Regions from separate parts of the Homo sapiens genome. Here region 2 is linked to region 1. Evidence: read pairs that join two places in POLR2A ChIA-PET (ENCODE). Cell type or tissue: MCF 10A. All regions are shown on one strand. Links, peaks and the distances in the headings refer to the core of each region. The heading gives the core; the rest is flanking DNA. Region 1 holds the start of LOC105373041 (a long non-coding RNA gene). Region 2 overlaps CAPN2 (calpain 2).

Region 1 (14,978 bases), core at 3,617-7,616:
ACAGAAAAAGATTATGAAAGAGGGAGGGAAAAAGACCACTCTGGAGGTACCATTCACACTTGGGCCTATTTCTTTGTAGTCTTATCTATGATTTTTTTCTCTTTATATAGTTGAGAGCTTATTGTTTAAGCAATTCTGCATTCTCCTATATTATACTTGATATTGTATCATAAATATTAACATGAAAAAAATTTTTTTTTTGAGCCAGGGTCTCATTCTGTCACCTAGGCTGGAGTGTAGTGGCGCGATGTCAGCTCATGGCAACCTCCACCTCCTGGGTTCAAATGATTCTCATCTCAGCCTCCTGAGTAGCTGGGATTACAGGCCTGCGCCACCACACCCGGCTAATTTTTGTATTTTTATTAGAGACGGGGTTTTGCCATGTTGGCCAGGCTGGCCTTGAACTCCTGACCTCAAGTGATTCACTTGCCTCAGCCTCCCAAAGTGCTGGGATTACAGGTGTGAGCCACCATGCCTGGCCTATTAACATGAATTTTAATGGCTTCCTAATATTCCATCATGTCATTGAATCATTTGTCTAATGTTGAACAATTCTTGTGTATTGATGCTATAGTCATGTTTTTATGGTAGCACAGTTTTTAGGTCTTTACAGAATAAAAGGGAAGAAAGCAGGTGGGGAACAGACCATGCTAAAGGGGAGAGTATGCAAACCAGCTGTGCGCCTTCTAACGGCAGTGGAGCCACTGGGGATGTGGAGATTGTCACATGAATGGAGACGGAGTTAGCCAGAGAAGCAGACCTGAAGGAAACCAAAGGAATGTGGGTTCTCAGGAGAATCGTAAATGGTGTTAAAGGCAGCAGAAAGGTCCAGGGAGATAATGGCTGGTAGATGTTTATAGGATTTGGCATTAGGAGGTAACTGGTGATCATAAAAAGCAGCAGCAAAGAGAGGTAGGTGACTAGCCAGACTGTAGTGGGTGGAAAATGAATTGAGATCCAGTGTGGACAGCTTCTCCGGAAGCAGAAGCTTGGCTCTGGAGGAAGGAGAGGCCGCAGCAGGGGAGGTAAGAGTATTGAGTATACTTTAGGATGTGGTAGGTATTTATATATGTTTACATGCTGTGAGGGAAGAGCTGTGGAAAGAAAAACAGGAGAGGGGAAGAGAGAGAGAGAGAGGAGTTAATTGATAGAGGGCTGACTGACTGATGGGCCTGAGACTGCAATTCAGAGCAGAGACCCAGGAGGGAAGAAGTAGTGAGGGTTGGTGGCGGCGGGGGGGCGGGGGGTGGTGAGTTCGTACAGGCTCAGAAAGTTGAGCTTTACTTTGCTTATCATCTATTTGCGTATCTATCTATTTTTGCCCGCTGTAAAACAGGCATTAGCAAACGTTACACTAGATGGGAAAACTCAGGATGCTTGGTAATCTCTATTCCCTTTTCTTGTTCAGTCTTTTCTAAATTTGCTCTGATAAGCATATACCTTATTTATTTAATGTTATCTCAGAGACTAGGTCAGTCCCACAGATGAAAGTGCACCAGGAGATGCAGGGCCGTCAGCACAGTAGTCCAGGTTTGGAATGGCCTCTGCGGATGGGAGGGGCCTCCTTCCTGCTCCACTGTGTACCTCGTCTCTGGAGACCACTCTCTTCCTCAGAATCGAAAGCTGATCCCTCCTGCCTTTCACTCCCACCCCCTCCCAGCCTGGACCCTGGGGTCCTGTGTTGCAACCACTTCAGTCCCCACTGTCCATTCCCTTGTCCCCTGATCCTTCAGCTACCCTTCCCTTGCCCACCTCCAATCTTGAGTCAGTCCAAACATCTCCCACATCTTTCCTGCCACCTGTGCAGCTGGACAGAGAAATCACCGATGCGAGGAGGTTGGGACTCCTGCACTCTCATGGCCACCAGCCTCCCCTTTGCCCTCAAAATCCACTCAGCAAGCAAGAGAACTTCAACTCATTTGAGCCGAGTTTGGGAAATCCATTGTCTCACCTTGTTCAGGAAATATTAGGATGGCATTTGCCTATCATCTCAAGTCATCTTGAGGAAATGATTCATCAAGAACCACAAGCACCAGACCAGTGACTTCATCTGCATGTTTTCTCAGCTCCCTTGCTTGTACCTACCCCAGGAGGAGCTGGCCAAGGTCGAGCAGGGAACTTCCTGAGAGGCACATACGTCTCTGTGCTGCCTAACAGCAGATCAGCAAGCAGTAGAAATTAGAGCTTCCCTTATGTTATGGTCAGATTATCAAAGTTTCTGAATTGGATTTTAAAAAATTTTATAGTTCCACATTTTAATTATAGGCAAGGTGTCTTTTCCTTTGAATACATGAATTTACAGAGGCAGCATACCTTGTTAAAGTAGAAACAAGCTATAATTGTGTGCTCATAAACCGTCCTGTGGGGCTGCCCTCCAGGAAGGAAAACATGGCATGGTGTGATTGCATGGGGTAACCCTTTATTTTTATTTAACAGTACATTTGGAAGAAGATAAGGCAACAAGGCAAAATTTCTATAATGTTGCTAGCATTTTCCCAAGGTAAAGCCAGGAAACAAACTTGTGTCCTTTCTATAAGAACTTCTAAGTGATGTCCCCTCTAACTCCATGGACAGACACTAGTGGTGGTGAAGTTCATAAAGTTTTGAGGTGGCAAACAGCTTATTTTGTCCTTTATCATAATTGGTTTACAAATTGGATGCCTGGTTTTGGCATACTGGTTCAGTTGATCAAGCGCAGGATCCCTTTGGTCTTTGTAAGACCAGATGTATAAGGCCGAATAGGGTCAAGAACTTGATTGTAAGGAGAACGATTTACTATTACCAATCAATATTCTACAAAACCTGTCTCTTGTTTAACCCAAGCGACAGAGGTGAGTCTTCTCTCCTGGACTCTCCAGATGCCTTGACAAGATTACTTCATGATATACCATGTTTCCCAGTTGGCTCATGGGAAATGGTAATCTTGGACTGTTGTTTGGTAGAATCAACAGCTGCATTTTAAACTTGAAGTTGCTTTAAATATTCCCTGCCAAGGGCCTCGTGTCCTTTGAGAGCGACTCAATGTTTTTGCTCAGCTGTTAAATACCTCCCTGCATTTTTTTTTCCTGATTTAATATTGCTATGAACAGGAAAGTGTGTAAAAGTAAAAAGTGTATACTATTTACAGATTTAAAGCTTTCTTTGACCTTGTCAAGGGTTAAGCGACTCATTTGCATTTAGTATAATGATATGCAAATCTTTTACTTTGATGTGTGAAACTTCTGCTATCTCAAATTGACAGTATCATTATTTTCAGCTATGATCATCCGTTTAAGTAAATGTTCCCATAATTTTGAGGTCCAGATACAAAGTGTATTTCTATGGAAGCTTAGTCCTTGGCTGATTTTCCATCATGAGAAGTCTTCAGGCAGATTAGTTATAACTTCAAAGTACTGAGAAACAGAGCCACTGTGAGGAAGGAAAAAAAAAAGTCAGCTCAGTGACCACTTTTAAAATTAAAGGCTATTTAAGTACCTGTAGATTGTTCCAAAAAACTTGTACTGGAAAAGCTGATTGAGGGCTACAATATCAGTGCACTAACTCATATTTTTCTTACCTGATTTCTAGAGTCTAGCTTTTAACAGGTCAGTAGTCTGTGTGATTTGCATTAAGTGGCCATGAATCATATTACAGGGTTGATTGCACACATGAAAAGTGAAATTCACACAACAGAAATTAGCATTTTCACATCTCTGCCTCAGAGTATCACATCAGAAGTTAGTTTGGGATGTGGATATCCCTGCAACCAATGGTGTTCAGCATTGGTTCTAAGTTGTAGTGATACGGAAACTTTAAATCAGATTGATTCAACTGGTCTGGGATACAGACAGGACACCAGCACTTTGGCAAAGCTCCCCATGTGATGGAATCTGCAGCCAAGGTTGAAATCCCTGCAGACTGAACGGAGAGCTTCTGAACATGGCTCATCCTTGCAAAGACTACGAGAAGCGAGGATCTCCAGGAACCTGCAAAAGGTAAGGCTTAGGAGTGGCAGGAAAAGCCAGTGGGTAAGAAGATGCTTCTCGGAGGAGATGCGGAGGGAGTGGACTGAGCAGGCAGGCCAGGTGGACCCTGGAGTGGGGGTGGGTGGCTGGGGTAGAATAGGATATCCAGCAAGAATGACAGGCTAGGATTTCCAGAACTTAACATGTGGCATGTTTCGTGTCACAGTTGTGTTGACTCTACTATTTATTTCATTTTAAATTTTTTGAGACAGGGCCTTGCTCTGTCACCCAAGATGGAATGTAGTGGGGAGATCATGGCTCACTGCGGCCTTGACTTCTGGGCTCAGGTGTTCCTCCCACCTTAGCCTCCTGGGTAGCTGGGTCTACAGGCACGCACCACCATGCCTGGCTCATTTTTTTATTTTTTATTTATTTTTTTCTGAGACAGGGTTTTGCTCTTGTTGCCTAGGCTGGAGTGCAGTGGCACCATCTCAGTTCACTGCAACCTCTACCTCCTAGGTTCATGTGATTCTCCTGCCTCAGCCTCCAGAGTAACGTATTTACAGGCACCTGCCACCACGCCCAGCTAATTTTTTTTTTAGATGCAGTTTTGCTCTTGTTGCCCAGGCTGGATGGAGTACAATGGTGCAATCTCAGCTCGCCGCAACCTCCGCCTCCCGGGTTCAAGCAATCCTTTCGCTTCAGCCTCCCGAGTAGCTGGGATTAACAGGCATGTGTCACCACGCCTGGCTAATTTTGTATTTTTAGTAGAGATGGGGTTTCTCCATGTTACTCAGGCTGGTCTCGAACTCCCAACCTCAGGTGATTCGCCCGCCTTGGCCTCCCAAAGTGCTAGGATTATAGATGTGAGCCACCGCGCCCAGCCCTAATTTTTGTATTTTCAGTAGAGACGCGGTTTCACCATGTTGGCCAGGCTGGTCTTGAGCTCCTGACCTCAGGTGATCCACCTGCCTTGGCCTCCCAAAGTGATGGGATTACAGGCATGAACCACTGCGGCCAGCCTAATTTTTTATTTTTTTAGAGATGGGGTTGACTCTACATTGCAATCTAGGGGTAGAGATATTTCCTAGGATATGTAAAGTTTTAAGCAAGTTAGTGTTATTTGTAACCAGATAGACTATATTTTCACTTTGCTAATACAATGCATAATAGCAGAATGAGACAGTTATTTAGTTGCTGCCTTCCTCCAGAGTTCAAAATCCATGGAAAAGAGCTGCCAGTGCCTTAGACCTGCCCTCCTCACCACTTCACTCCTCTGTTACACGGACAGGACTGACAACTGCCATTCTCACCCAGTGTCAGCCACTTCGCCCGGCCCTCTGTGGCCTTCCCTGAGTATAGAGGAAATGCTGACTGGAGCCAGGTGATAATGGAAGTATACCCCACCTGGCTTCTTTCTTTCAGTGAGAGAACTTCCTGTCATTGGGATGACACGAGAACATTTTACGCTTTGCTTTTTGTGAAATTAGCATACCCACTTAATTCAGATTGATGATCATTTCAGAGATGTGTATTGCTAGGGTTCCAGACACATGAGTGCAATAACAATAATAAATGGCAAACGTATTTACTAGTATTGGTTTTATCTTAAACGGGGAGGGAGTAGAGAAAACTAATTTGCTTAAAGTATTTTAAGTAGATCCACTCTAAGAATGATGGATCTTCCCAAAACCCAACTTGAATTTCAGCTGAAGGATTTCTTTATATAAACATGTTCTCCCTTGCATGCTAATCAGGAGTTCATTTTTCTAAGCATGATCCTGCAGCCACTCCTTAGTTTAACCTTGAGCTACACTCAAGTCAAAGCTCATGAGAAGAGGGAGCCAGGCGTGCATTTTGGACTTGAGAATAGGTGGTTGGAAAACAACTGCAAGTAAAAGTGCATTGTGGGATCTTACAACCGGTTACAGGCCTGGCCCCGACAGACCAAGAGCTCTTTAAAGCAAAACTTGAAAAAGCAGATCACTCAAGTAACAGCCCTTTCCGCCCCATGCCTCCCCCATCCCCTTAGAAGCAAGGCGGGGCCTGCTGACTCACAGAGATAAGGTCGAGCTCTATTGTTCCAGTATTCTCGGGATCCAGCTGCTTAAATATCTCTGTGGAGGGAGAAAAAGAGGGTGTCACAAGTGAGTGAGCTGAAACAGATCACATTATCCTCTTTTCAGTTCAGCAACTGACTTCACTGACCACCATACATGCTTTCTTCCTCACCCTCAAATTAGTAAAGAGGGAATTTCATTCTCAACTCCTGGAAGACATGTCTCTAGTTTAGATGATTTCACCGAGGTGAAAGGCAGGCCACTTTAATACCAAGAGAACTGAAATGAGTCATTCCCCAAATATCCACTTACTGAATAGCGTTTCCAGCCGAACCAAACACCGAACAAAATTATCAAAATCGATGATGAGCTGGTCATCTGCAAACCGAGCAACGATGACTTGGTGGAGTTGACAGGGCATCTTGAAACCTGAAGTTACATGAACAAACAAACTCATTGCTAAGCATTAGATTGTTCCATTTAGCTGCGCTCACAGGCTATGAAACTAATGTGGTGATTTAAATGAGGTATAATTGCTTTTGTCCCTTGGCTGCTCTTCTGTGAGACTGGTTTGATTTTGCAAAGCCAGTACCTTCTGCTGTTTCTTTTGTTTTTGAACTGTCCACCTTCACCCTGCCTGTGTCCTTTGCTGACACATAAGTGTTTTCTTGCCTGTTTCTGTTCTCATGGTCACAGTTGCTTCATGTTGTTAACCATGCTGCTGCTGTTTGATTTTTTGTTTAGCTCTCAATCGTCTTGAAGATCAGATTCTTCCTGGATATATGTGAGCAGAAGCTTTCCTGGTAAACTCATAGTAGTTCTCTCTCCTTCCAGAGTAAAATAATTTTTATTGAGCCTATGGCCACCTAGCATCAAGACTGCATGTCCCAGCTTCCTTGCAGTCAACAGAGGCCTTGTGATCAGAGTCTGGCTGGTGGGATGTGTGACCGGAAATGGCCTGTGTGCCCTTAAAGGCAAGGGGCCCTTCTTCTGTCAACCTGTTGGTGGCATGTGTTTGTGGTGGCAGGCTGTCCCAGGTCCCTTGGATGAGGGTGACCCTTGAAGGTCCGGTGGGCATCATGGATGGGGGGAGGCTGGGGGAAGCGTGATCAGATAGTGACATGGTAGGATAGTAGGAGGCACCGTCCTAGCCGTGGACTGCTGGAGCTGGGATTGCTATACGACAGAAAGACATACCTCGTATAAACCAATGTTGTGTGGGGTCTCTGCAGCAGCATTATATTCCAGCAAATAGAATGAACAGCCTCATGCTGACACATTTGTTCCCAAAGCCCAGCAGTCTCCTGCTTTGCTGGTCTACCACTCGCTTGTGTCCTTTTATTGATATCCAATTCTGCTAGGGTCTTACCCTAAGGGCTGAGCTGAGACATTTGATTTCTGCCTAACCAACCCTGCACCAGAAAGGAAGCACCTGGAGGAGGCTGTTGAGACCTGGCTTTGCCTGCTTACTGTGCCAGGCGGCTCCAAAGGAAACTTGGATTCAAGAAGGCACAGAGGGCAGAGCATCCTACTGCATTTAATTTTACCAATTAGTCTTTGAAAGGGGAATGAAAAGGAGGTGTCTGTATTAAACCAGCACCTACTTTATTTTATAGCTTTACCAAATCTTGTGTTATATGGTATAAGATGAGTGTTCACATATTCTACAGACAGATTAAACTAGGAACGAAAATGCAGTTATAAAGGGTTACCTGCTTCTTCTAATGCCTTCCGCATTTCATAGGAATTCATGGTACCAGACCTGTCAACGTCGATTTCTCGGTAAATTTTCTGGAACACATAAGTTAGCTGTAAGAACTATGACCCAAAGCAAAGCTGGCAAGTTACCTCCCTAGTATGTGCTGAGTGGGGATGAAGTTTTTCCAGCTCTGTGCCTCTAGTTTGGCCGTGGAAGAATCACTTATGTTTCTGCCTTAAATAACTAATAGTATTTTGCTTCTGTCTGTGAGCTGGTTTGTAAATATGCCCATCAAATCAGCCAGCCAACGCCCATAGGTCCATGTTCTTGTCTTATATAATTTTTGTACTTTAGCTGTCAAAAACCCTTTTCAGGAAACCCTTGATGGTGGCCTTTAGATGATCCCAATAATCAGGAGGAAGGGAATAGGCCATTTCACCTGCGAAGTCCTGGTTGGTTTTTTGTTTGCATTTCCTCAGCCCCATCTTTACTCACTCTGAGCTTCATTATGGGTAAAATCCCAATCCCCTTGGAAATGTTTCTCCACTCTGTGCAGGAGTTGCTGCATCTTAAAGCATATGAACAGAATGTTTCCCAACACAGATCCACCCGCATCTCTGGGATCTTACTTGGTATTTTTGAATCTTCGTCCAGAGAATGTAGAACTCCTTCAGCCCCAGCTTGCCACTCCCGTCCGACTGCCTTCAGTCAAGGAAAGCCCTTGAGTGTGGGTCCATTTGCACATAGTGTCACCTAGTTTGTCTTCTCAACTGGATCTTTTGAATATCATAGCATATACACAAGGAGGGTTTGCAGAAGGATCCTTTTCCTGCTTTTCCCACTGGCTAAACCTCCATTTAAAGGATTGGAGGAAGGGCGAGAAAGACCTGCTGGCTCCCTGCCGAATCTGGTTGCTGTTTTGATCTAGGGGTGCTGTGGAGGCCCCAGATACTACTAAAAATGAGGTATTGGATGACATGCAGAGGGCTTTGGATGGCTTCTAGTGGCTAGGCCCTTGCTGTTTTTTTTAAAGTATGTGGAGTATATCTAAGAGGCCTTTGGTGAAGGGAGCTAGCAGGTGTACACCATGAATCCACTAGATAAAACTTCACAGAAGTGGCCAGGCATGGTGGCTCACACCTCTAATCCCAGCACTTTGGGAGGCCAAGGTGGGCAGATCACCTGTGGTCAGGAATTCGACACCAGCCTGGCCAACACGGTGAAACCCTGTCTCTACTAAAAATAGAAAAATCAGCTGGGCATGGTGGCGCGCACCTGTAGTCCTAGCTACTAGGGAGGCTGGAGGGGGGAGAATCACCTGAACCTGGGAGGCGGAGGTTCGAGTGAGCTGAGATCATGCCACTGCCCTCCAGCCTGGGTGACACAGTGAGACCCCGTCTCAAAAAACCAACCAACCAACTAAACAAACAAACAGAAAAAACTTCACAGAAGCTTAGGCTGCCCCTTACCACCACTTCTCACTAAGCATTGGAAACAAGGGGGAAATGGATGACTAGTTTGCCTTGGGGAAAGGTGGGTGGCCTGGGAAGGAGCTAGAGCAAAAGGGAAGTAGGATCCTCATGAAAGTAGCCCTTATCTAAATCAAGAAGACGATCTTATCCAACTTACAAGGGATGTGAAGGACCTCTTCAAGGAGAACTACAAACCACTGCTCAAGGAAATAAAAGAGGATACAAACAAATGGAAGAACATTCCATGCTCATGGGTAGGAAGAATCAATATTGTGAAAATGGCCATACTGCCCAAGGTAATTTACAGATTCAATGCCATCCCCATCAAGCTACCAATGACTTTCTTCACAGAATTGGAAAAAACTACTTTAAAGTTCATATGGAACCAAAAAAGAGCCCGCATCGCCAAGTCAATCCTGAGCCAAAAGAACAAAGCTGGAGGCATCACACTACCTGACTTCAAACTATACTACAAGGCTACAGTAACCAAAACAGCATGGTACTGGTACCAAAACAGATATAGATCAATGGAACAGAACAGAGCCCTCAGAAATAACGCCGTATCTACAACTATCTGATCTTTGATAAACCTGAGAAAAACAAGCAATGGGGAAAGGATTCCCTATTTAATAAATGGTGCTGGGAAAACTGGCTAGCCATATGTAGAAAGCTGAAACTGGATCCCTTCCTTACACCTTATACAAAAATCAATTCAAGATGGATTAAAGACTTAAACGTTAGACCTAAAACCATCAAAACCCTAGAAGAAAACCTAGGCATTACCATTCAGGACATAGGCATGGGCAAGGACTTCATGTCTAAAACACCAAAAGCAATGGCAACAAAAGCCAAAATTGACAAATGGGATCTAATTAAACTAAAGAGCTTCTGCACAGCAAAAGAAACTACCATCAGAGTGAACAGGCAACCTACAAAATGGGAGAAAATTTTCGCAACCTGCTTATCTGACAAAGGGCTAATATCCAGAATCTACAATGAACTCCAACAAATTTACAAGAAAAAAACAAACAACCCCATCAAAAAGTGGGCAAAGGACATGAACAGACACTTCTCAAAAGAAGACATTTATGCAGCCAAAAAACACATGAAAAAATGCTCACCATCACTGGCCATCAGAGAAATGCAAATCAAAACCATAATGAGATACCATCTCACACCAGTTAGAATGGCAATCATTAAAAAGTCAGGAAACAACAGGTGCTGGAGAGGATGTGGAGAAATAGGAACACTTTTACACTGTTGGTGGGACTGTAAACTAGTTCAACCATTGTGGAAGTCAGTGTGGCGATTCCTCAGGGATCTAGAACTAGAAATATCATTTGACCCAGCCATCCCATTACTGGGTATATACCCAAAGGACTATAAATCATGCTGCTATAAAGACACATGCACACGTATGTTTATTGCGGCATTATTCACAATAGCAAAGACTTGGAACCAACCCAAATGTCCAACAACGATAGACTGGATTAAGAAAATGTGGCTCATATACACCATGGAATACTATGCAGCCATAAAAAATGATGAGTTCATGTCCTTTGTAGGGACATGGATGAAATTGGAAATCATCATTCTCAGTAAACTATCGCAAGAACAAAAAACCAAACACCGCATATTCTCACTCATAGGTGGGAATTGAACAATGAGAACACATGGACACAGGAAGGGGAACATCACACTCTGGGGACTGTTGTGGGGTGGGGGGAGGGGGGAGGGATGGCATTGGGAGATATACCTAATGCTAGATGACGAGTTAGTGGGTGCAAAGCACCAGCATGGCACATGTATACATATGTAACTAACCTGCACATTGTGCACATGTACCCTAAAACTTAAAGTATAATAATAAAAAATAAATAAATAAATAAATAAAGAAGACGACGATCTTGATCAGACAAAACAGATTCACATCAGAAATACTGTGGTTAGGGAATATTTTCCTAGAGGAAGTAATGGAAACACATCACTGAGGAAACAAATTCGAGCTGCTTTGTGCAAAGAAGTGATGGGCATATTGTCAGGAATTTCCCGCACCAGCCCCAGGAATGGACTGGTGGGCCTACATTCTTTTTCTTTTTTTTTTTTTGGCGATGAGTCACGCTCTGTCACCCAGGCTGGAGTGCAGTGGCGCGATCTCAGCTCACTGCAACCTCCGCCTCCCAGGTTCAAGTGATTCTCCTGCCTCAGCCTCCTGAGTAGCTGGGATTACAGGTGCCCGCCACCACACCCAGCTAATTTTTGTATTTTTAGTAGAGACAAGGTTTCACCATGTTGGTCAGGCTGGTCTCGAACTCCTGACCTCGTGAGTCAGGAGGCCCACCTTGGCCTTCCAAAGTGCTGGGATTACAGGCATGAGCCACCGCCCGCCATGGGCCTGCATTCTAAGCCTTTCAGGGTAGGTGGGAGGGGGGGTGTAGCATTTGCTTTCCCTCATCAGAGGGTTCTCGCATTTCCCTAGTAAGGGAGGTCAGCGCTGCTGACTGTCCGACAGCAACTCAGCAAGTTGGGAACAACTGGCTATTTTGAAAAGGGAGAAGGCCATGTGTTTGAATCTTTCTGGAGTGAGATTTTAAACTCCCCCAGTCTCTATTCCCTGGAGCACATTAAAGGATACATCTAGCATGTCAACCATAATTTTGCATGTCTCGATGCTGAAGCCATCTGACTTGATATCTTGGCCTAAAAGACAAAATCAGTGTGACAGGAAAAATCTCTGAGCGGTGATGTCCAACTGAACTTTCCACAATCATGGAGATATTCTTTATCTGTGCCCTTCACATACAGAAGCCACTTCCATTATATTAAATAGCCACATGTGGCTAGTGACTACCAGACTGGGACAGTGCAGATGATGTCCACATTGTCCTGATGTCTCTGTATATTTGCCGTGGGCAAACAGGGCTTTAAAAAGTGCTTTTTGAACAAATAAATAACAGAATGATCAATGGTTGGGCCTTAGGTGCCCACAGGATATAAAGTCACCTGTAGTTGTTGGGCAGGGAAAAAGAAAACAGAGAGCAGGTGTGTTAATTCTAGGCTATGACCCGTGAGAGAAAGAGGTTTACTTGAACTGTCCATCTGCAGACATTTATGGACTGTGTCCCCAGCTGACTGAGAAACCTGAGGAACTGGGATCGATCCACGAGCTATTTGTGCTGCACTAAGTGAGTCCTGTCCACTTGGTGTTTGGCAGGTGGCATGAGACCCTCCCTAGTCACCAATGTGAACCTGGCTCCCCACAGACTTCACGAAAAGCCCAGCCTTTTTGTTATGTCCCCGAAAGAGGTTAGAGCCTGACCTGCCTCAAAGCTGCCACTCTGGGCACCAACCCCTTAGATGGTCATAAGGCTCTGGCCCAGCAGCTGTGCATGCAGACTCTGGTGTGGAGCCCTCCAGAAGGCTGGAGTCAGCAGGCAGCTAGGGGTAGGGTAGTAAGCTCAGAGGCACGCGCGGAGCGAATGCTGCTCCCCCAGCAAGGAGCGGGCTGAATCCAGGCAAGGCCCGCTTCTTCCCCACCTCCCAGCCCCACCCTCCATCTGTGCAGAAACAATGAGGCTTTAGTCTCCTCAGCTCATGAGGACTGCATATCTGAAGAGCTCTGTGACCTCACTTGTGCCTGGTGGCCTCCAGGGTAAACACAATCTTCTTGCCTTCCCTGAAAATTAGAGGAGGGCGGGTGCAGACTGGGTCTCCTCTGGGGAGGCCCTGCACTGGACTGACCGTAACCTGACTGGCCCAGCCCTCTTGGTTCACACTGGGAGGGAAGACCCAGCTGGCCCTGGACTCTTCTTTGGCTCTGAAAGGCAGATTTATTTTATCTCATGGAGTTAGGCTAGAGGCCATCTTGTCAGAGGGAATGATGTCCCTTGAAGTCCATGAGGCTTCTCGAGATGATCCCTAGGGCTGGTATGCAGCAAACAACCATGACTGCATTTGTCTCTGATGCAGATTCCTAACTTCTGATATGTTCAAAACTCTGCTTCCTGGATTGCCAGTTGCTCTCTTAACAAATGCAGCGTGATTCTTTTGATAATTTGAGGGGAAAAAATGTCTCTGTGTTGTGTTTCCCGCTCCTCCCTGCTGGTGATCCACAGTAAGGGGTTGAACAATCAATCCTCTGACATTTTTTTGCTTAAGAAATAGTTAGTTACAAGATGTGGCCGGGCACGGTGGCTCACACCTGTAATCCCAGCACTTTGGGAGGCCGAGGTGGGCAGATCACTTGAGGCCAGGGGTTCAAGACCAGCCTGGCCAACATGGAGAAACCCCATCTCTAGGAAAATACAAAAATTAGCTGGATGTGGTAGTGCATGCCTGTAATCCCAGCATTTTGGGAGGCCAAGGCAGGTGGATCACTTGAGGTCAGGAGTTCAAGACCAGCCTGGCCAATATGGTGAAACCCTGTCTTTACTAAAAATACAAAAGTCAGCTGGCTGTGGTGGCACTTGCCTGTGATTCCAGCTACTTGGGAGGCTGAGGCAGGAGAATCGCTTGAATTTGGGAGGTAGAGATTGCAGTGAGCTGAGATTGTGCCACTTTACTCCAGCCTGGGCGACAGAGTGAGACTCTGTCTCAAAAATAAAATAAAATAAATTAAAAAAATAGATCACACAAAGCTAGTATGTAGTGGAAACCTGGATTTGATCTTTGATCTGTGGATGCTACAAACACTTGTTCTTTTTCATCACATCATACAAATCCTTCATCCACTTCTTGGAGGGGATGGAGGGTGGTGGTTTAGTCACAGCAGCCAGACATGGAGGGGGAAAGATTTCCATGTTCCCTCCCATCCACAGGGGAAAGAGCAGGATGAGGTTTTGCAATGAGGGGATACTCACGCTTTGCTAGAACCCTTCTCAGGATGGTCTGCAGCTCAAAGGCAGAGATCTCCGCATCCTGTGGACACATAACCAGAGCATAGTTATTGGCCCCCCGTGGGAGCTGGATGAGCACAGGGCAGGACACCAGTGCATTAGGTAGGCCTGCGGTGGGGCCTATGAATGTGCATTTCTAACAAGCCCCCGAGCCATGTTGGGGCTGCTGTCCCCAGACCACACTTTGAGTAGTACTGCCCCATTCTGGATTTTAGATACAGTGTTTTTGGTTTGGTTCTTTTTAGAACACCCAGGCTGGGCTGGACTGCAGTGGAATGATCCTAGCTCACTGAAACCTCAAACTCCTAGGCTCAAACGATCCTCCAGCCTCAGCCTCCCAAAGTGCTGGGATTACAGGTGTGAGCCACTGTGCCCAGCCTAGATACGGTGTTTTAATGTACGGATGCAGTAGGGAGAGTTCACTCACCATTTCTTTGCTGTAGAGAATATAAATAATAAATACTCCCCTCTACCCATGTTTGTGGTCTTTCTTAATTCTCTTATACCATTCCTCTTATCTGGCATGTTTTCTTCATTCTTTAAAACTCAAAGCTCAGACTTCCTGTAAAACTGGTGAAAACCAGCTGTCTCCAAGACCTAGCCGGCCCTCCTCTATGCCCATCATGCCAGGGCCCCTCATGGGCTCAGATGTCTCTATCCACTTACACATATTTGTGTAACTCATGGATAAACTCCTTTGTTTAAAACCAAGATTGATTGCAGTCATGTTTGCCTTTTGGGGTGTGTATGTGTGGGATTCAATCAGAGGGGAAAGAAGACTCTCATGGCCCCTTTCCTTGGGAATCTGGGAGGGAGCAGAGGGTGAGAGGCCGGTGGAGGCGCAGAGCAGACGATGCCTGGCTTAGTACTTTGATGGGTCTTTAGGTCAGCGAAGGGAGTACCAGATG
Region 2 (13,417 bases), core at 8,740-12,739, 52 kb after region 1:
CAGGCAGAACACAGAGCTGCTACGGGGCAGCCCAGACTCCCAGATGCCTTCCGCTGCCTCCACATCCCTCACTCCATGCTTCTCGCCTGGGGCCCAGCTTGCCGTGCCTCTGCACACCTCTGTCCTCGCGTAAGTCAACTCTGGAGGACATGTCTCTTTCCCCTCCAATCTAGTCTCAGGCTCCTTGTTGGTGCATTCCTGGCTCCGTGCCAGGCCTGTACTCAGTCTAGAGGAGACTGGCGCTGGTTCTGAGGCAGTGAGCTCACAGCCGGCAGGAGACAGACGTGGAAACTGGTTGTGGATGATGGTGGTGAGCATGAGGCTTTGAGTCTGAACAGGGCAGACTGGGACTGTAGGAGGGCTGGGGTGGGCGAGGAAGGCTTAGAGCGGGGAGCTGGGTGAGGAAGAGCAGGGGCACTTTCAGGGAGAGGGAAGGTCAAGTGCAGAGTCCAGAACAGGCAGGCAGCAGGACGGGCATTGTGGGGCTGGGCATTGGGAACTGGAGAGGGCTGGGGCTAGGCGGATTGGGTTGGATGTCCGGGCCAGCTTAGGAATCTGAACTGGCTCCTAAGGGAATTTAAGCCAAACTTCCTTCTCTTCCTTTCCCCTTCTGCACCAGACCCTCCAAGCATAATAAAATATTTGCCTTTTTCAGAATGAATCACTCCCTGCTTCCTCTTTGTGGGAAACCTTCCTTCCAACTCTCCCTCCTTAATCATCCTTTGGGGTATCTCTCTTAACCCCTTACTGTTCCCCTCCCAGATCCTCACACTGACTCCCAGCTGACTCCCAACATGATCTGAACTTGGAATTAATCCATCCATTTAATAATTTGCCTCCACTACTTCCATAGCTCCCTGAGGACAGGTTTTCTGGCAGCAATGCCCAAAGTGGATTAGATACAAGTATACATGCTCCTTAACTTACAACGGGGTTACATCTGAACAAATCCATCAGAAGTTGAAAATATTGCAAGTCGAAAATGCATTTAATACACCTCAGCCTACTGTAAACTAAAAATCAAAGTCTAAGCCCCTTAACTAACTGAATGGGTGCCCCCTTAGTCAAGGGGATTCCAAGGTAAACCTGAAAAACAAGTTCAGGCCACGATGGGAAGGGAGGTCCGTCATGCCTCATTTTATCCTCCTCCTTTAGGAATTCAGGCACAGCTGACCAGCCTTAACTGAAAACAGAGATCTTAAGACTCACAAAACAGACTCTTCCTAGCAATAAGATACCAAATTCCAACCACACTCTAGTAGAGCATCACATGACAGATAGCAGGCCCTGAAAGAAATCAAAGTATTTTAGCCCAAAATATATTTTTCTGACAGATTTTGAAATGTCTCTGAAAGCTGTCTCTTGTGGGAAAATCTACATTCTATAGCAGGGGTGTCCAATCTTTTGGCTTCCCTGGGCCACACTGGAAGAAGAAGAATTGTCTTGGGCCACACATAAAATACACTGACACTAATGATAGATGATGAGCTAAAAAAAAAAAAAATCTCATAATATTTTGAGAAAGTTCACAAATTTGTGTTGGGCCACATTCAAAGCCATCCTGGGCAGCACGAGGGTTGGACAAGCTTGATGTAGAGAATCACCTTCCCTTCAGGTCTTTTTCTGATCCTGAAGAGATTAGCTGAGCATCTAGTAGCACCTTTTAAAGGTCTGAATAGAAAACATTTGCCATCTATTGCCTTTGAGAGTGGCCCTCTGTGAGACTTCATCTACATAATAAAAACCTTGGTCTCTAACAACTTCTTATCTCAACCCAGGCACACTTTTCAACTGATTTCAGGTTTTCGTTTTTTTTTTTTTTTTTTTTTTTTTGGTTTTTTGGGAGCGAGTCTTGCTCTTGTCTCCTAGGCTGGAGTGCAGTGGTGCAATCCTGGCTCACTGCAACCTTCACTTTCTGGGTTCAAGCGATTCTCCTGCCTCAGCCTCTGAGTAGCTGGGACTACAGGCATACACCGCCATGCCCAGTTAATTTTTGCATTTTTAGTAGAGGCGAGGTTTCACCATGTTGGCCAGGCCAGGCTCGAACTCCTGACCTCAGGTGATCCACCCGCCTTGGCCTCCCAAAGTGCTGGAATTACAGGTGTGAGCCACCGCACCCGGCCTTGATTCCAGGTCTTTAGATAGTAACTTAATGCTTTCAATTAACTGCCAATCAGAAAAATCTCTGAATCCACCTGTGACTCGGAGCCCCCTCCAGCCCCTGTGCCTTCCCCATCCACTTCAAGTTGTCCCGCCTTTCTGGATTGATGTCTGCCTGTAACTTATGTCCTCCTAAAATGTATAAAACCAAGCTGTAAACCAACCACCTTGGGCACAGGTTCTCAGGACCTCCTTGGGCTTTGTCACAGGCTTTGGTCACTCATATTTGGCTCAGAATAAACTCTTTAAATATTTCACAGAATTTGACTATTTTGTTGACACTGCCTAACACCATAGCTTAGCCTAGCCTACCTTAATTGTGCTCAGAACACTTACAGTAGCCTACAGTTGGGCAAAATTATCTAAGGAGGCAAAGCCTGTTTTAAAATAAAATGCTGAACAACTCAATGTAATTTATTGAATACTGTACTGAAAGTGAAAAACAGAATGGTTGTATGGGTACTTCAAGTACAGTTTCTACTAAATGTGTATTGCTTTCATGCCATTGTAAAGCTGAAAAATTGCATGTCAAGCCATTACAATTCTGGGGCCACCTGTAGGCATCCTGAGCCAGACTCCAGGTGAGAACTGAGGCCCGCCTTGGAGTAATGGGGGAATAGAAGAAAATGGCGGCTTGGTGATGAGTTAAGGACCGAGAATGGAGGGACTGGTTGGACACAGAAAGGGAAGAACCTTGTATAGAGAAGGGATTGTGTTTTGCTTTTGTCTTTTTTGCTGAAGTCTCAGCCCACTGCTCTTCCTATAACAGATGCCCAGTAAAGCTGGCTGAATGGAAGCAGAAAGGCAGTTGCTGGCTTGTGCAAGTCAGGGCTCCTGAGCCCCATGGGCATCTCAGAACGCTTGGGGGTGAGTGGAGTCCTGAAGCTGGCACATCAGCCCAGCTTGTGAAGTCCTTCACTACTGTGTACCTTGGGAAGTCCCAGAAAACACATCCTCCCCACCCCGCAAACCATGAAGAGCTAATGTCCAAGCAGCTTGGGTTATTACTGGTAAAGGACAAGAAGGCCATTATTCAAAGGGGAGGAATCGTGGTGTCTTCCAAAAATGGTGGCAACAATGTTTCTGGTTTCACATGTTCTTCCAGAACCCTGCCACTCTCCATCTAGAAGTGGGCTCCATGTCCCTTCTCTTTGATCCTGGGTGAGCCTTCATTGATCTCAATGAATAGGATATGGCAGAAGTGATGCTATGTGACTTCCAAGCCTAGGTCGTAAAGATGAGACAGCTCCCAGGTCTTTCTCTTGGGACATGAGCTGCTGTAAGATGTTCAGCTACCTTCAAGTCCCTGTGATGGGGAGACCACAAAAGAGACAGAGATCCCTGGACCCCTGCTGATCCACCCTTCAGCCCGGGCACCAGACATGTGGTTGAGGGGGCCTACAGATGACTCTGTCCCCATCCCCATCTGATTGCAACCACTTGAGAGAGCGGGAGAGAGTTGCCCAGCTCAGCCCCGTCATCCTTCAGAACCATGAGAGAGAACAAAATGCCTTGTGTTTCAAGCCATTTGTTTTGGGGTGGATTGTTACACACTAGATACAGGTGTGACAAAACAGGGAGCTTGTGCTTGGGAGTCTGAACTGTAACGCATACCAGGGAGCCAGGGATAGTAAGATACACCTGCTAACAGAGTCTCCCACCTGGGGGTGCCAGCAAGAGAATGGAGCCAACACTGAGAAATGCCAGTGTCAGGCCACCCAGCTGCTCTGCAGTTCCCAAGGTACCCTGGACCTGAGATGTTCCCACTGTCTCCCTGCTGATGTGTGGTTTGGAAAGGCACCTGAGCTAGGAAGCTGAGCAGACGGAATGGCCTGCCAGTGGAACCATTCTCCAAGAAGCAGGGAGGGCCCTTCTCCTCCTTTGCTGTGTTCCTCCCAATGCTAGTGGGAAGCTTGAAGCTCCCCTCCCACAGGCTCAAATATCCCAGCAATGCTGCCCTGACCCCGTACATGCAATGTTTTCTCCTTTCCTACAGTATTTACTCATACTTGCGGCTGGATTAGATTGAAGCAATGCTGGAAAGAATATTTAGTTTGTCTTCAGCAACTCACCTACTGATTACCACTGCTATTCCTACCTCCCATCCGGCCACTCCCTTGCACCAGGCTCCCCAAATGGCATTCTGTGTGCCCAGTGACCCCCACAGTACCTCCCCCTTCACTCCTGCTCTGCCAGTGGTTCTCAACTGGGGGCATTCCATGCACCCCCCAACTCCGCCAAGCCCCCAGGGGACATTTGGCAAGGTCTGCAGACATTTTTGAGTGGCACACGGGGGTGTGTGGGTAGAGGCCAAGGATGCAGCTAAACATCCTATAATTCACAGGACAGCCCCCTACAATGAACAATTATCCAGTCAGTTGTGCCAAGGTTGAGAAACCCTGATGGATCTCAAATCGTACCTGTTTTGCGTTATATTTCTTTAGACCTTTTGTTCTTTTGTTTTGCATGCTGACAGCTAGATACACGATAAACAGACCAAGCTACTGAAGACTGCTCCTGGCTAAATTTCACCCTTCCTGAGACAACAGCATTTTAACAATCTCCAGCAGACCTGACACCCTGTCCCAGAGAGACACATCTCTCAAGGTCCTAGGCAGCCCAAGAAGGCGGAGAGCCACATTTTCAGGCAGCTGTGGGTCTTCGCTTTGGAAGGGAGGAGAAGGAACCTCTGAAAAGCCAATTCAGGGCCATCCCTCTGAAACTGGCAGGGAGGGGCTTCTCTAGAGGAAATGCACACCCCGCCAGCGTGCTAGGCCTGCGAGAGGGTAGCTGATGAGTCACCCTGGGCCATCCCTTTGTTACTCATTTCAGAGTCTGGCAGCAGCCCAGAAAAGGATACCCCCAAAGTGGAATTCCCCATGCATGTACAATCATCCTTCATTTGTATCAGGGGCTGGGAGGGGAGGGGGCAGATCCTCCATTTTACTCATGCCCCACCCTTATTAACAAGAAGTCTTCAGCCTCCTTCCCTAAACTGCACACACATCAGAACTGTGAGCCACAGCCAGTGATCCAAACCACGTGTCCCAGGCCTTTCCTTTCCCTTCTCCCTGCCCTATCTGCCAGAAGGGAGGCCCTAAAAGGGAGGATGGGAGGGAGGCGAGGGTGCTGGGGCTTGACATTCACTCTTCCTCTCTCTAGTCCCTTGCCTGTCTCAGCCGTGCCCTGGACCAGAAGGACATAACCTGTTGCATGTTTTGTCGTTTTTGTGTCCCTGTTCCCTGCAGCCCTGACCCTCCTGGGCCATCGCCCCCACGGTCACTAGTCAATATCAGAGTTTTTATCTCCAGTACCCCAGCAGAGGTGGCTGCTCCTTCCTGATGGCTGCCCTCCCCCCAGGCGCAGGCAAACCCACCCTCTTCCTCCCCATCCCTGCTCTCATCACAGACCCCACAGAAGAAGGGAGGAGGAGGTGGAACCTTGCCCTCGGCTGCCAATTCCTGTCTTAAATTCCTGCTCTTCAGGAACTCTCCTTTCTTAGCTCCTGGAGGAAGCCCAAAGACAGTATCTATTTTCCTGACTTCCTGAGGGGATTCACAAAGCTGAACTACTAGTCTTGCTTGGGCTGGGGTAGCAAAATACAGGAGAAACATCATCCTGAGAATGGGCCCAACAAGAATGAACGTGGGAAACTTTCTCACTCGGATCCTGGTCTCCCGAGAGACGGAGGAAACCCACGAGGCCCTGGGTTCCAGTGGCACCTTTCTGTCACATAGTCTTAAAGTTCCCTGCATTGTAGGAAAAGAAAAAGAAAGGACGCAAACATCGTCATTGTTCCCATTTCGCAGATGGGTGAGTGGAAACTTATGGCTAGAGATCACAAGGTACTGGAAGCACGTGTATGTGCTGGGATAGGAGAGAGTCCACGTTCCTTGGCACTGAAGGGCCTCTGGCCCTTTGTGGGAAACATCAGGAGGCCATGACCATTGTGTGACCAAAGAAAATTACAGCAGGAAACTCCTCTGAGTTTCCGGACCTTCCCCCTGGGACACCACCTCCTCTGTCATACCCCTCTCCAAAACTTAGGTGGCCGCCAATGTCAAGTGCTAAAGCTGGGACCCAGTCGGGTATTCAAGATGTGCCACAATGTGTCTCCACCTCAGCGACGCGACCTCATTTGACAGTACTCCCCTCCAGCTGTACTGTCCCCAAAGAGAACGTGCAATCTGCATGGATTAAACCTTTACTATGTACCAGCCTCTGGAGCTCTGAGCTTTATATGTCTATTATTTCATTTCATCTTTACAGTCCTCTGAGGTAGACACAATTTTTTTTTTTTTGAGATGAAGTCTCGCTCTATTGCCCAGGATGGAGTGCAGTGGTGCGATCATGGCTCACTGCAACCTCCACCTCTCAGGTTCAAGCGATTCTCCTGCCTCAGCCTCCTGAGTAGCTGGGACTACAAGTGCATGCCACCACGCCCGGCTAATTGTTTGTATTTCATATTGTAGTTTTGTAGAGATGGGTTTTCACCGTGTTAGCCAGGATGGTCTTGATAGTAGGCACTATTATTATCTTCATTTCACGGATGAGGAAACTGAGGTGTGAAGAGGATAGTGATCCACTCAAAATGACAGAGCCAGTATGTGGCAGAATAAGAGGCCAGTCCCTAACTGCCAGACACCAAGTCCTCATTCGCTACCCTGATATTTACAGATGTTTATTGATGTAGGTTTAGCTGTTTGTTTTGAGACAAGGTCTCACTCCATCACCCAGGCTAGAATGTCATGGTGCAATCACGACTCACTGCAGCCTTGACCTCCTGGGCTCAAAGTGATCCTCCCACCTCAGCCTCCCAAGTAGCTGGAACTACAGGTGCACACCACCATGCCCAGCTAATTAAAAAAATTTTTTTTTGTGGAAATGGGTTCTCATTATGTTGCTTGGCTGGTCTTGAACTCCTGGGCTGAAGGGACCCTCCCACCTCAGCCTCCCAAAGTGTTGGGATTACAGGCATGGGCCACCATGCCCTGCCTGTTTATTGACGTCTGTGCATTGTTTGGCTCTGATGTGAATACTATCCCGCTTTGGAGAGTAAAGGCTGAGAGGCTGGATTCCAGAGCGCAACAGTCTGCTGCTGTGCAGTGCAGCAGCCACAAGGAACATGTGGCTATTTACATTTAAATTAAATAAAATTACAAATTCAGTTTCTCAGTTGCATGAGTCATATTTCAAGTGCTCCACAGCCACACAGGGCTAGTGCTGCTGTTTGGAGCAGTGCAGATATACACGGTTTCCATCATCACTAGAAGCTCTATGGGACAGGGGTGGTCTAGAAGTGGCCTCACTGCACACCTGCTGGCCAGGCCACCTCCTCCTGGGGCTCAATCATCCAGACAGTGTTGCTAGCCAGGACCCCAACAGACCTCATGGAACCCACGGTCCTTCATTTCTCAAATCCCCAGATGAGTGTCCCTTGGCTGGTCTTCTTGGGGACTGGTGCTGAACAAGGTGGAGATATAATTCCTCACAAACACCAGTCCAGCTAAAGCCAGATGTGTGAGGGTGCAGGGGGCTGTCGAGGAAGGTAACATTCTAAAGTCACAGAATGTCAGAAGTAGTGGGGCATCAGGAAAATCTGTTCCAACCTTCTAATCTCAGAGACAAGATAAGACAACTATGGCCGTATAGGGGCGTGGTCTGGCTCCTGGCCACAGGAAGCTGGTGGAAAATCTAAAGAGGCACCCAAACAGGCAAAGAGTCACCCCTGGATCCAGAGGCCCATGGGGAGCAGGCTGGAGCCCTGGAATCCCACTTTGCACGCCCTGTGGCTTTGCAGGAAAGTATATGGGAAATGGGGGATTCTTGAAGGGGGTCCCACTGCTCCTATTCCTGGAGAGGGGGCAGGGAGAGCTAAGGAGAGATTTGTTCTTCAGGCATCTGATGTAGCTGGAGACCGTGGGTACCATGGCCAAAGCTGAGGCAGCCAGGGTGGGACAGGGGCCTCCAAGCAACACAGCAGTGTTAGCAGTTCACCTGGACCTGTTGATGAGCTGTCTTAGATGCACGAAGGCAAGAGATGTCTCATCTCGTCTCTAAGATCTTAGATCTTAAGTGCAGAGGGAAGGCAGCTGGGAGTGTGGACGGCAGCCACAAGGGAGAAAAGTGCAAGAGCATTTACAACCAGAAGAGAAGCCGAGGGGACATGATGGCCCATGGACAATGTAGCCATGGACAGTGCCCTGGGAGGCTGGTAAGGGGGGTGCTGGGACTGGTGGTGAAGAGATCATTTTTAAGAAAAAGAATGGATTTACTTTCTCCATCAAACCAGCCAACATCTATTTGCTAGTCTTTAAACATTTTAACTACATGGGTACTTATTTATTTACTTTTTGAGATAAGTTTTCCCTCTGTTGCCCAGGCTGGAGTGCAGTGGCTCCAGAACCAGGCTGGAGTGCACGGCTCACAGCAGCTTCTACCTCCTGGGCTCAAGTGATCCTCCTGCTTCAGCCTCCCGAGTAGCTGGGACGACAGGCATGTGCCACCAAGCCCAGGTAATTTTTTTGTAGAGACAGAGTTTTGCTATGTTGCCCAAGCTGGTCCCAAACTCGGGTTCAAGCGATCCTCTTGCCCCAGCCTCCCAAAGTGCTGGGATTACAGGTGTGAGCCACTGCATACTTATTAAAAAGGCACCACAAATTCCAATAGACAGGCATCTTACAAAATCTCTGATCAATATTCCCCAAAACTGTCAAGGTCATCAAAATTAAGGAAAGACTTGAGAGACTGTCACAGCCCAGAGGAGCCGAAGGAGACTTGGCAACTAAATGAAACGTGGGGTCCTGGATGGGATCCCGGAATAGAGAAAGAACCTTAGGGGAAAACTAAGAGAATCTGCATAAAGCATGGACTTTAATAATACTGCATCAATGCTGATTCATTATAACACGTGTACCACACTGATGTAACATGTTAATAATAGGGGAAACTGGGTATGAGGTATCTGGAACTTCCTGTATTATCATCTCAGCTTTTCTATAAACCTAACACTGTTCTTAAAAAAAAGTCTATTAACATTTTTAAAGGTACCTATTATAAAAATGCATTTTTAAATTTATAATTTAAAAATTATTTGCCAGGTGTGGTGACTCGCACCTGTAATCCCAGCACTTGGGAGGATAAGGCAGAAGGATTGCTTGAGCCCAGGAACTTGAGACCAGCCTGGGCAACACAGTGAGACCCCATCTCCACACAGACACACACAAAAATTAGCCAGGTGAGGTGGTGCGTGCCTGTAGTCCTGGCTACTTGGAAGGCTGAGGTGGGAGGATTGCTTGAGCCCAGGAGGTCGAGGCTGCAGTGAGCTATGGTTTTGTTACTGCACTTTAGTCTGGGCAACAGAGCAAGACCCTGTCTCAAAAAAAAAAAAAAAAAAAAAAAAGAAAGAAAGAAAAAGAAAGAAAGGAAAAGAAATAAAAATTATTTAAAACACTTAAATATTCAATTTTTAAAATTGAGGAATGCACATCTGACCCCTTTGTGTTCATTTTCTCCCCATATGTTTCTCCTTCTGAGTTTCAATCTGTGTGTTACCCAAACACAGGCCACAAGTTTGTCTCTCCTCGTTTTGGCATTTCCACCCTTAGATTATGAAATTTTCAAGGACAAGGATCTGGTTTCCAACCCAACTTATTTTCTTCTCCTCCTTTTCTCTTCCTCCACCATCCTCTTTTTCTTCGGCAATTTGGCAAAAGGACTTTTCACATAACTGGAATCAGTAATGATAATCCTGGTCCCTTGAATTTGTCTGGGATTCTATAGTGTGCCAAGTGTGTTTGCCTGTATAAATCTCACTTTTCTCCACAGCCCTGGGAAGGGATCCTTATCATTATTCCCATTTCACAGAAGAAGAAACTGAGGCTCAGAGGGGTTGGGTCCAAATAAGTGGCTAATGAGTGGTAGAAGGAACAGGACTGGAAAATTCCCCATCTGGCTTGCCTTTCCCATTGGTCTTGTCCCTTCCCCACTCTCTGCTGAGCTAGGCTGTGGGGTGGGGCACCCTGTAGCTAAACACCTCCCAGTGGGTGCTCTGGGGGTCCATGTGACATCTTGAGAAGGAGGCAGGTTGACCCACCTCTGAGGGGCCCAGGGAACATTTGCTGGGTTACAATGAAATGGGGGTGTGCTGTTTCAACAGCCTTGGCAGCCTTGGGCTCTACCCCAGGAAATCAGAGGCCTGCAAGGTGACCTATGCCTTCCTGGCTGGGGTAGCTGCCTTCATCCGTGAGCTGTGAGGCTGTGGGGAAAGCTCAGTGGTGACCCAGTGCAAAGTAAAGCATCAGAGGTAGGAGCAGCTCAGCCTTGGAGTTTCCTGGGTCCTTGGGAGCCATTTCAAGTGGCAAGCACCTGTAAGAATGTGGTTATTACCCCACGATTTCAGAGCCATATTTAGCTGCAGGGTCAGCCAGTGGAGGCTCCAGCTGGGTCTCCAGCCCTTCCTCCAGAAGGGCAGATTTTTCTCTGCTGAATCAATTCTTACACAACTATATTCTGCAATGGAGATGGCTCTTGGTGAGAGCAGCTCTGTAAACATGGTTTAAATGACTTTGGTGAAGCTTGGAAGCTGAGCCTTCTGGGAAGGAGCGTGGGTGTTTGTGGATTAAACATTGCTGGGCAGCACAGTAAACAGGGCAGGGCGTTGCAAAGTGCACAAGTCTAAGAATGTCACCTGCCCAAGTTCCCTGGGGGAACTGAGTAAGGCTCAGGGTAGAAAGCGCAGGTAGAGAAGATGAATTTTGCTGAGAATGGTTCCTCAGCACAGCACTATGGCAAATTGGAGGGAGCATGGGTTAGGAAGAGTGTAGGATTCAAAATCAGACCAGGGTTCAATCCTTTGGCAATTACTAGCTGTGTGGCTTTACACTTACTCTCCCGTCTCTGTGGCTCAGTTTTTTTTTATCTGTACAGTGAGGTGAGAATATTTACTTTAGATTTGGGATGAGTACATGAAATACTGTAGTGAAAAAATGCTCTATGAATTGCATACTGTTATGCAGGTGATGGGTACTGTTATTACTCCTTCTGTGTGTAATAAAAGAATGATCTTGGCTGGGCGCAGTGGCTCACGCCTGTAATCCCAGCACTTTGGGAGGCCGAGGTGGGTGGATCACTTGAGCTCAGAAGTTCAAGACCAGCCTGCGCAACATGGCAAGACCCGGTCTATACAAAAAAATACAAAAATTAGCCAGGTGTGGTGGCGTGTGCCTGTAGTCCCAGGTACTCAGAAGGCTGAGGTGGGAGGATCACTCGAGCCCAGGAGGCCAAGGCTGCAGTGAGCCAAGATCCTGCCAGTGCACTCCAGCCCTGGGGAACAGAGTGAGACCCTGTCAAAAAAAAAAAAAAAAAAAGAGAGAAAGAGAGAAAATAAGGATGATCTTGTAGTGCTCTAACCCTCTAGCACAAGGAATGAGGAGTAGCTGGTTAGAAACCCGGGAATGGCTTTAGAATAGCTGAATACAAACTCATAGGGGGTGTCTGAGGTCACTCCATTTACCCTCCTTCCTTCTCCGTTTTTGGAAGAGACGGAGGTTCCAGATGGAAGTTCCAGGTAATTACTTGCCCAGTCTTCGGACTACCAACAGAGCTGAGTCTAGGCTCATATCTCTGGCCATGTCACAGAGTGTCACTGCCATGGCCTCTGTTCCTGGTGCTTGTGAGGCTGTTGGGATTTGGTGAAGGTCAAGGCCCCATCAGCACCCGCTGGCCAGGTGCCAGAATCAGGGTGAGAGTACAGTATACCACATTTCACAGATTGTGATCTAACTAGAGTCCTCCAAAATAAAAGGCTGAAAGAACAAAATGACCAATACTGCATTATACGCGCGCGCGCGCACACACACACACACACACACACACACGCACACACCCCTGAGAAATTACAGACTAGCTACTAAGAAATTTTTAAAAGGTTTACATTTCACCTGGTTTATAATTCCCCTGGGAGGGAAATTTCTCCCAGGAATGTTAACCTTTGCTATCTCCTCTCCAATTGGCCCAGTGGTATTTACACAGGACTTAAATCATGTATTTGTTGCTTACACTTTGGCACTTAAGGTGTTGTTAAACTCTGAAGCAGATGTTAGGCAGTTGCTGTGTTTGTTTCTGGATTCTCTCTCTTTTTTTTTGAGATGGGGTCTCTCTCTGTCACCCCGGCTGAAGTGCAGTGGTGCCATCTCTACTCACTGCAACCTCTGCCTCCTGGGTTCAAGCAATTCTCCTGCCTCAGCCTTCTGAGTAGCTGGGATTACAGGCACCCACCACCACGTCCAGCTAATTTTTTTGTATTTTTAGTAGAGACAGGGTTTGACCATGTTGGCCAGGCTGGTCTCTAACTCCTGACCTCAGGTGATCTGCCTGCCTCGGCCTCCCAAAGTGCTGGGATTACAGATGTGAGCCACTGCGCCGGCTGTTTCTGGATTCTCTAAAGCCCCCGGGGTTGGTCAAAGTTTCCATCAATTCCATTTTCTCTAATGAATAGATTTTCCTGGAGGATCCGCCTTGGGTGCTCAAGGACCTCTATCTTCTGTCTTTTGTGGGGCGAGAAGAAAAGAAATGAAAGGAGTGTTTTCTGCAGGTAAGAATGTGCTCTGGCATCTCAGGAATCTGCAGAGCCTGAGCTCAGACAAACTTTCCCGCCCAGCTCATGTTCTTCCTCACAGTCTGTCTGTCCTAATGATTCACATGATGCTCTGACATTCCTCAGGGCTAGAAAATTTTCCAGGTCCCGTCTTAGGGAGTCTAGCTCAGGAATTAAACATACCCTGGGGTCAGGGGTACCAGCCACCACTTTAGCTGTAGGAAGACCTCTGCATCCTCATCTATAAAATGGGAATAATCACGGTGCCTTAGAGATACATATTAGCTGTTATCAGCTGGTATTAGGAGTATATGAGTAACAGAACCTCTGCTAGGTGGGTGAGGACAGGAGGTACAACTCTAGTTGACTGATTTTGCTACTGATGAACTTGTCTGGGGAGCCAGCCAGCTGAGGCTGATGGCAGAAAATAGATTTTTGGTTTATCAGAGCAAATAATCTGCTCTAGTAATTATAGGCCCACATTTATTATGAGTAAAAGAACATTGAGGGCAGATTCTATGAGAATCTTAGATAACAGCGCCAGGCCCCATTGCTGGGACTTCCTAGAAGCTTTGGGAATTTTCATACTAAAGGTGGAGAACCCTGTGGGTTGAAACCTTCAACAAGGACTATCTCCAGAAACAAATCTGAACTCGGCTC

Evidence for each region. Peaks named below come from ENCODE experiments on the same cell type or tissue, not always from the same donor. Only the 100,000 strongest peaks of a DNase experiment are listed, where the experiment ranks them.
Region 2: POLR2A ChIA-PET joins it to region 1 with 8 read pairs; 7 of 35 experiments call an interaction of 5 or more read pairs at or near these places.

What each region holds. Positions count from the first base shown.
Region 1 is chr1:223,763,264-223,778,241 of GRCh38, reverse strand. It overlaps CAPN2 (calpain 2), which reads right to left. Exons shown (of 21, transcript NM_001748.5): 15 at 14,035-14,092; 16 at 11,811-11,875; 17 at 8,333-8,401; 18 at 7,717-7,795; 19 at 6,317-6,433; 20 at 6,003-6,061; 21 at 2,224-3,408. The coding sequence ends at 3,385. It overlaps LOC105373041 (a long non-coding RNA gene), which reads left to right and starts at 3,408. Exons shown (of 2, transcript XR_949167.3): 1 at 3,408-3,974; 2 at 5,156-5,531. RefSeq lists an enhancer at 5,342-5,997. In MCF 10A, for the core only: no CTCF peak of the experiment used is centred there; DNase peaks (open chromatin) are centred at 5,991 and 6,281.
Region 2 is chr1:223,718,427-223,731,843 of GRCh38, reverse strand. All of the region lies in intron 2 of CAPN2 (calpain 2), which reads right to left. Among named protein-coding and RNA genes, the nearest start is that of CAPN2, 13 kb to the right of the region's middle. RefSeq lists enhancers at 1-315, 3,693-4,353, 12,238-13,085, 13,251-13,417. In MCF 10A, for the core only: no CTCF peak of the experiment used is centred there; a DNase peak (open chromatin) is centred at 10,693.